Regions from separate parts of the Homo sapiens genome. Here region 1 is linked to region 2. Evidence: chromatin contacts called from ENCODE Hi-C or POLR2A ChIA-PET data. All regions are on one chromosome and are shown on one strand. Each heading gives the region's core, a stretch centred on a gene start or an enhancer-like site at or near the end of the contact. The rest is flanking DNA. Distances are from core to core; before and after follow the strand shown.

What was found. Hi-C counts contacts between places; a loop is a spot of excess contacts on that map. ChIA-PET counts read pairs that join two places held with the same protein, here RNA polymerase II (POLR2A). Pooled maps may share reads with other maps.
Region 1: a pooled map shows a loop between it and region 2 (2.7-fold over the local background). The contact joins the enhancer-like site here to the promoter of RHO in region 2. A Hi-C loop is called at or near these places in 1 of 50 pooled maps. POLR2A ChIA-PET finds 5 or more read pairs at or near these places in 2 of 52 experiments (GM12878 and activated CD8-positive, alpha-beta memory T cell).

The regions. Positions count from the first base shown.
Region 1 is chr3:129,281,221-129,285,580 of GRCh38, forward strand. All of the region lies in intron 2 of HMCES (5-hydroxymethylcytosine binding, ES cell specific), which reads left to right. Among named protein-coding and RNA genes, the nearest start is that of HMCES, 4.5 kb to the left of the region's middle. Within about 2 kb of position 1,756, at least 4 of the 41 ENCODE cell types and tissues checked have a DNase peak (open chromatin) inside an H3K27ac peak, as active enhancers do.
Region 2 is chr3:129,526,533-129,530,514 of GRCh38, forward strand. RHO (rhodopsin) reads left to right here and starts at 2,107. Exons shown (of 5, transcript NM_000539.3): 1 at 2,107-2,562. The coding sequence starts at 2,202. RefSeq lists enhancers at 2,058-2,783, 2,784-3,509.

The sequences.
Region 1 (4,360 bases), core at 506-3,005, 250 kb before region 2:
AAAAAAAAAAAATTGTGATTGTTTCCTTCCTGAATTTTGACTGTATTTGATTCATAATGCTGAAATCACTTTATAAAGTTGATTATACCTCTGGTACATACTCTTTAAACTTTTGTGATAATATGATAGTCAAAAAGGACTCATTTCTGCATTATAGGGAATCACATCATTTTGAAATAAAGATAACAGGCTGGGCATGGTGGCTCACACCTGTAATCCTAGCACTTTGGGAGGCCAAGACGGCTGGACCACCTGAGGTCAGGAGTTCGAGACCAGCCTGGCCAACATGGTGAAACCCCGTCTCTACTGCAAATACAAAAATTAGCTGGGTGTGATGGCGGGCGCCTGTAATCTCAGCTACTTGGGAGGCTGAGGCAGGAGAATCGCTTGAACCCGGGAGGCGAAGGTTGGGGTGAGCCAAGATTGTGCCACTGTACTCTGGCCTGGGCAACAGAGTGAGACTCCATCTCAAAAAGAAATAAAGATAACAAATAATGGCTGGGCACGGTGGCTCACGCCTGTAATCTCAGCACTTTGGGAGGCTGAGGCGGGGCAGTGGGATCTCTTGAGGTCACGAGTTTGAGATCAGTCTGGCCAACATGATGAAACTCTGTCTGTACTATAAAAAAAAAAAATGTGGAGGTTGCAGTGAGTCGAGAATGTGCCACTGCACTCCAGCCTGGGTGACAGAGCAAGACTCAGTCTCAAAAAAAAAAAAAAAAAAAAAATCAAATAATGTTCTTGGTTGAATGAAGCCATTTATATGACATAGTTATTTTTGTGTCATTTTTAGAGGATGCATACTTCCCTATTGAAACTTTTTGTTTTAAATGAGAGGGGAATCAAAATAAAATATTCTGGAGAACCTTGAAGGGGAAAAGAGAGCATAAAACATATTTCAAAGGAAAGCATAACTTAGAGTGAGAATAGAGAGCAGGATTAAGTGTATGAGCCTGGCCAGGCCTGGTGGCTCACGCCTGTAATTCTAGCACTTTGGGGGAGGCTGAGGCCAGAGAATTGCTTCAGGCCAGGATTTCAGGACACCAGCCTGAGCAAATGAGACCCTGTTTTTAACAAAAAAAAAAAAAAAAAGCCTTAGTCATTTATATGACCTCCTTAGAATTATAGAAAGTTAGCTGGAAGAAAAATTTGTCTAACAGATGTAAAGATAGAAGTATACATAGATTATGACTTGTCCTAGGTTACCTAATCAGTGAGGGACAGAACTAGAACTGAGATCCAGACCACCGTCCCCACTCCAGTGGATGCATCCTGGAACCAGGAATGGGGAAGGTGGAGCCACTAGCAAATACAGCCCTCATTTGGGCCAGTGGTATGAATTTGCTGATATAGTATTTGATTTCACATCTCTAACAAGTTTTATTAAGATTGCTATGGTTTCTTAATTTTGATAATATTTGATATCTCATTTTTCTCAGACCTATAAATTATAAAGCAAAATTAGAACCATTTTAGCAGTTCATTCAAATCATTAACAGCCTGCATATGTATATAGATAGCAACATTTTCATTTGAAACCACAGATTTGCAAATTACTTCCTGTTTCATTTATCCACCCCAGTGCTACCAGGTGTTCTGTTCAGAAGTCCAAAAGGGTAGAGGAAAGATGACTAATATTGAGCAATGGTCTTAGTATTTTGGCTTTTCAACTACTTTCTATTCGTCATTCTCACATTTGGATTTGGTTTACAGTTGTCAAGGGTACACTCTCAGCGCTGATCAGTGGAATTTGTGAGAGCAGAATTCTCAACCTTGACACTGTTGACAGTTTTGGCCAGGATAATTTTTTGTCATAGGGAGCTATTCTGGGCGTTGTAGAGCGTTTAGCAACATCCTCTACCAGCTAGATGTCAGTAGCATCCTCCACAATAGCATCCCCCAGATCAGAGCAACCAAAGGTATCTCCAGATACTGCCAGAAGTCTCTGGATGGTGGGGAGGGGTGTGTCAGAATTGTCCCGTACTGAGAACCACAGATTTTTTCAGTATTGTTGTCTTGCAAATTTCTGATGAAAGATCATTTAGTTGACCATTGCGTAATGTTGTCTCATTCTCATTTATGCACTGAGCTGGGGGTCCTTCTGCTTGGAAGACTTTTTTTTTTTTTTGGAGACAGGGACTTGCTGTGTTGCCCAGGCTGGAGTGCAGTGGCGCAATCATGGCTCACTACAACCTTGACCTCCCAGGCTCAAGCGATCCTGCTGCCTCAACCTCCCCAGCAGCTGGGATCACAGGCTTTTCCTTTTGACATTTTGAGGGGGAAGTTCTCACTGTGTTGCTCAAACTGGTCTCAAGACTCTTGAGCTCAGGCCAGGTGCAGAGGCTCACACCTGTAATCTCATTACTTTGGGAGGCTGAGGCAGGTGGATCGCTTGCAGTCGGGAGTTGTAGACCAGCCTGACCAACATGGTGAAACCCTGTCTCTACTAAAAATACAAAATTAGTCGGGTGTGGTGGTGCATGCCTGTAATCCCAGCTACCTGGGAGGCTGAGGCAGGAGAATCGCTTGAACGTGGGAGGCGGAGGTTGCAGTGAGCCAAGATCGCGCCATTGCACTCCAGCCTGGGCAACAAGAGCGAAACTCTGTCTCAAAAAAGAAAAATCAACCTTGAGCTCAAGGGATCCTCCCCACTTGGCCTACCAGAGTGCCAGGATTATAGGCTTGAGCTGCCAGAAGGCAAATTTGATTCTGGAAGAGAAAGAGGATTTATGAAATCTCTGTTTTCAACTGTTCTTTCTCACAAACACACACAAACAGTCCTCATTATTCTTAGATTCCATATTTCCAAATTCACCTACTCACTAAAATTTATTTGTAACCCCTAAATTCATACTCACTTTGCTTTTGCAATCATTGGTGCACATACAGAGAGCTGACAAATTTGAGTACCTTGATGTTTCCAGCTGAGGTTGATCGAGGCAGAGCTCTGCCTTCTTGTTTCATCTCTTACGTTATAAACAAGTATCTTTTTTGCAGCCAGTTTAGTGCCATGTGTGATTTCACTGTTTAAAATGATCCCAAGCATAGCACTAAAGTGCTGGCTGGTATTCCCAAGCTAAAGAAGGCTGTGATATGTCTTAAAAAGAAGATATATACATTGGATAAGCTTTAGTCAGGCATGAGTTATAGTGCTCTTGGTCTTGAATTTAGTGTAAATGAATTAAGAGTAAGTTTAAATTAGATGTCTTTAAACAGAAACACACATAAAACAAGGTCATATATTGATCAGTTGATGAAAGTGTCGTCACCAGATGCTGTTAGAAACATAACCTTGCATTTCCCTAAGAGCAGCAGTTCAGTACTCAAAGCAACTTTATGAAATCTAACTACTGCAAATAAAGGGAATCAACTGTTTGTGTGTATATATATGAAAAGAGAATTGGCCGGGCGCAGTGGCTCACACCTGTAGTCCCAGCACTTTGGGAGGCTGGGAGGCTGAGGCAGGCGGATCACTTGAGGTCAGGAGTTCGAGACCAGCGTAACCAACATAGTGAAACCCTGTCTCTACTAAAAATACAAAATTAGCTGGGCGTAGTGGCACATGCCTATAATCCCAGCTACTTGGGAGGCGGAGGCAGGAGAATCGCTTGAACCTGGGAGGCAGAGGTTGCATTGAGCTGAGATCGTGCCACTGCACTCCAGCCTGGGCAACAGAGCGAGACTCCATCTCAAGAAAAAGAGAATTAATGGATACAGCAGGCAGGATTCTGGAAGAAGCAGGACTGGATTTTATCAGCAGCACTATGGAGGGATTAGCTTTTAAACAAAAGGAAGCCCTTCTCCTGAGACTGCGACTACTGATGATTCCTTTCTTCAGATTCCATTCTCTCCTGACTTTCTTCGTTCTACTTTTATCTTAGTAGGTACTTCTACTTGGAACTCTGCTTTTACCCTAATTTCTTCTTTTAACAAAATTTTTTGTACCCTCAGGTTAAATCCTGTACATGATATACTCTCTAAGAAACTTTACCTTCATGGCATTAATAGTCATCTTTTTATAGACAATTTTATGATTTGTTTTTAATCCTTACCTTAGAAAAATACTATACTACAATTTGAGTGCCTACTCCATGCCACACATTTTAACTATATTATCTTTCATTCTTGAAAATTATCCCACAGGGTAATTATTGTTTGTTCTAATTTTTGGATAAGGAAAGTTGAAGGCCCAAGAAGTTGAGACTAGTCCAACCTCATAAGTAGCAGAGAAAGGATTTTTTTTTTTTTTGAGATGGAGTCTTGCTCTGTTGCCCAGGCTGCAGTGCAGTGGCACAAACTCGGCTCACTGCAAGCTCTTCCTCCCGGGTTCACGCCATTCTCCTGCCTCAGCCTTCTGAGT
Region 2 (3,982 bases), core at 857-3,356:
TACCCTTGTGGACTCATGTTACAGGCAGGGAGACGGGCACAAAACACAAATAAAAAGCTTCCATGCTGTCAGAAGCACTATGCAAAAAGCAAGATGCTGAGGTACTGCTAAGCTGTGTGGGATGGGGGCTCAGCCCGGCCAGGGAGGGGCCAGTTGTGGGTCAGTCTTGACCCAAGGCATCCAGGACACCCTCCTTCTGGCCATGAGGGTCCACGTCAGAATCAAACCCTCACCTTAACCTCATTAGCGTTGGGCATAATCACCAGGCCAAGCGCCTTAAACTACGAGAGGCCCCATCCCACCCGCCCTGCCTTAGCCCTGCCACGTGTGCCAAACGCTGTTAGACCCAACACCACCCAGGCCAGGTAGGGGGCTGGAGCCCAGGTGGGCTGCAGGGAAGGGGGCACTCTTCTGAGCAGACAGATCTGGGAATCCTGGGTGGGAAGAGAGACAGTGAGAGAGAGATTAAGGGATATTTCCCAGGCATCAGGGCTTTGCACTCTCAGGGGTCCTTCCGCCTGGATGTCCTTCCCCTGAAGCTTCCTCCTGTTGTTCCGTTCTCAGCTCAAGCTCCAGCTTCTCAGAGAAGCCTCCTGTGTTGGGAGTGGCTGCGACTGAACTGTCCCTACTGTTATTCGCTCTTCTATTTGTTTGTGGTCCCTGTGCCCCCTCACCCCACAAAAACACTGGCTTCTTGTGAGCAGGAGCTTGCTCTTTCGTGTACCCTGTGTGTCCCCAAGGACCAAGCACCTTGTCTGGGCCACAGTAGGTGCTCAATACACATGTTGGCTGGACAGTGGTCACTGAGCGGCCGCACGTCGGGCACTCTCAGCACTTGCACAGGCCGCCCCAGACACCCCACTTCATTCCTGGGAGGTGTCATCATGTTGCTTGGACGACGGGGAGAGGGGGACCTGCCAGTGTTGGCCTCCATTTTCCCCCAGTCATCTGCCCCCAAGGCTCTGACTACTTTCTTTCTCACGGTACATCCTGCTATTCTGGAATCGGCCCTCGTGGGGCCACCTGGTACATGGCATTTGAGGCCCTCGTGGCTGATTAGGCCTCCCCCAACAGTGCCCTGTCTGCTGCCTCCAGGGCCAGCCTCCCCTTCAGACTGGAGTCCCCTGAAGGGTTCTGCCCCTCCCCTGCTCTGGTAGCCCCCTCCATCCTCCCTCCCTCCACTCCATCTTTGGGGGCATTTGAGTCACCTTTCTACACCAGTGATCTGCCCAAGCCACTGCTCACTTTCCTCTGGATAAAGCCAGGTTCCCCGGCCTAGCGTTCAAGACCCATTACAACTGCCCCCAGCCCAGATCTTCCCCACCTAGCCACCTGGCAAACTGCTCCTTCTCTCAAAGGCCCAAACATGGCCTCCCAGACTGCAACCCCCAGGCAGTCAGGCCCTGTCTCCACAACCTCACAGCCACCCTGGACGGAATCTGCTTCTTCCCACATTTGAGTCCTCCTCAGCCCCTGAGCTCCTCTGGGCAGGGCTGTTTCTTTCCATCTTTGTATTCCCAGGGGCCTGCAAATAAATGTTTAATGAACGAACAAGAGAGTGAATTCCAATTCCATGCAACAAGGATTGGGCTCCTGGGCCCTAGGCTATGTGTCTGGCACCAGAAACGGAAGCTGCAGGTTGCAGCCCCTGCCCTCATGGAGCTCCTCCTGTCAGAGGAGTGTGGGGACTGGATGACTCCAGAGGTAACTTGTGGGGGAACGAACAGGTAAGGGGCTGTGTGACGAGATGAGAGACTGGGAGAATAAACCAGAAAGTCTCTAGCTGTCCAGAGGACATAGCACAGAGGCCCATGGTCCCTATTTCAAACCCAGGCCACCAGACTGAGCTGGGACCTTGGGACAGACAAGTCATGCAGAAGTTAGGGGACCTTCTCCTCCCTTTTCCTGGATCCTGAGTACCTCTCCTCCCTGACCTCAGGCTTCCTCCTAGTGTCACCTTGGCCCCTCTTAGAAGCCAATTAGGCCCTCAGTTTCTGCAGCGGGGATTAATATGATTATGAACACCCCCAATCTCCCAGATGCTGATTCAGCCAGGAGCTTAGGAGGGGGAGGTCACTTTATAAGGGTCTGGGGGGGTCAGAACCCAGAGTCATCCAGCTGGAGCCCTGAGTGGCTGAGCTCAGGCCTTCGCAGCATTCTTGGGTGGGAGCAGCCACGGGTCAGCCACAAGGGCCACAGCCATGAATGGCACAGAAGGCCCTAACTTCTACGTGCCCTTCTCCAATGCGACGGGTGTGGTACGCAGCCCCTTCGAGTACCCACAGTACTACCTGGCTGAGCCATGGCAGTTCTCCATGCTGGCCGCCTACATGTTTCTGCTGATCGTGCTGGGCTTCCCCATCAACTTCCTCACGCTCTACGTCACCGTCCAGCACAAGAAGCTGCGCACGCCTCTCAACTACATCCTGCTCAACCTAGCCGTGGCTGACCTCTTCATGGTCCTAGGTGGCTTCACCAGCACCCTCTACACCTCTCTGCATGGATACTTCGTCTTCGGGCCCACAGGATGCAATTTGGAGGGCTTCTTTGCCACCCTGGGCGGTATGAGCCGGGTGTGGGTGGGGTGTGCAGGAGCCCGGGAGCATGGAGGGGTCTGGGAGAGTCCCGGGCTTGGCGGTGGTGGCTGAGAGGCCTTCTCCCTTCTCCTGTCCTGTCAATGTTATCCAAAGCCCTCATATATTCAGTCAACAAACACCATTCATGGTGATAGCCGGGCTGCTGTTTGTGCAGGGCTGGCACTGAACACTGCCTTGATCTTATTTGGAGCAATATGCGCTTGTCTAATTTCACAGCAAGAAAACTGAGCTGAGGCTCAAAGAAGTCAAGCGCCCTGCTGGGGCGTCACACAGGGACGGGTGCAGAGTTGAGTTGGAAGCCCGCATCTATCTCGGGCCATGTTTGCAGCACCAAGCCTCTGTTTCCCTTGGAGCAGCTGTGCTGAGTCAGACCCAGGCTGGGCACTGAGGGAGAGCTGGGCAAGCCAGACCCCTCCTCTCTGGGGGCCCAAGCTCAGGGTGGGAAGTGGATTTTCCATTCTCCAGTCATTGGGTCTTCCCTGTGCTGGGCAATGGGCTCGGTCCCCTCTGGCATCCTCTGCCTCCCCTCTCAGCCCCTGTCCTCAGGTGCCCCTCCAGCCTCCCTGCCGCGTTCCAAGTCTCCTGGTGTTGAGAACCGCAAGCAGCCGCTCTGAAGCAGTTCCTTTTTGCTTTAGAATAATGTCTTGCATTTAACAGGAAAACAGATGGGGTGCTGCAGGGATAACAGATCCCACTTAACAGAGAGGAAAACTGAGGCAGGGAGAGGGGAAGAGACTCATTTAGGGATGTGGCCAGGCAGCAACAAGAGCCTAGGTCTCCTGGCTGTGATCCAGGAATATCTCTGCTGAGATGCAGGAGGAGACGCTAGAAGCAGCCATTGCAAAGCTGGGTGACGGGGAGAGCTTACCGCCAGCCACAAGCGTCTCTCTGCCAGCCTTGCCCTGTCTCCCCCATGTCCAGGCTGCTGCCTCGGTCCCATTCTCAGGGAATCTCTGGCCATTGTTGGGTGTTTGTTGCATTCAATAATCACAGATCACTCAGTTCTGGCCAGAAGGTGGGTGTGCCACTTACGGGTGGTTGTTCTCTGCAGGGTCAGTCCCAGTTTACAAATATTGTCCCTTTCACTGTTAGGAATGTCCCAGTTTGGTTGATTAACTATATGGCCACTCTCCCTATGGAACTTCATGGGGTGGTGAGCAGGACAGATGTCTGAATTCCATCATTTCCTTCTTCTTCCTCTGGGCAAAACATTGCACATTGCTTCATGGCTCCTAGGAGAGGCCCCCACATGTCCGGGTTATTTCATTTCCCGAGAAGGGAGAGGGAGGAAGGACTGCCAATTCTGGGTTTCCACCACCTCTGCATTCCTTCCCAACAAGGAACTCTGCCCCACATTAGGATGCATTCTTCTGCTAAACACACAC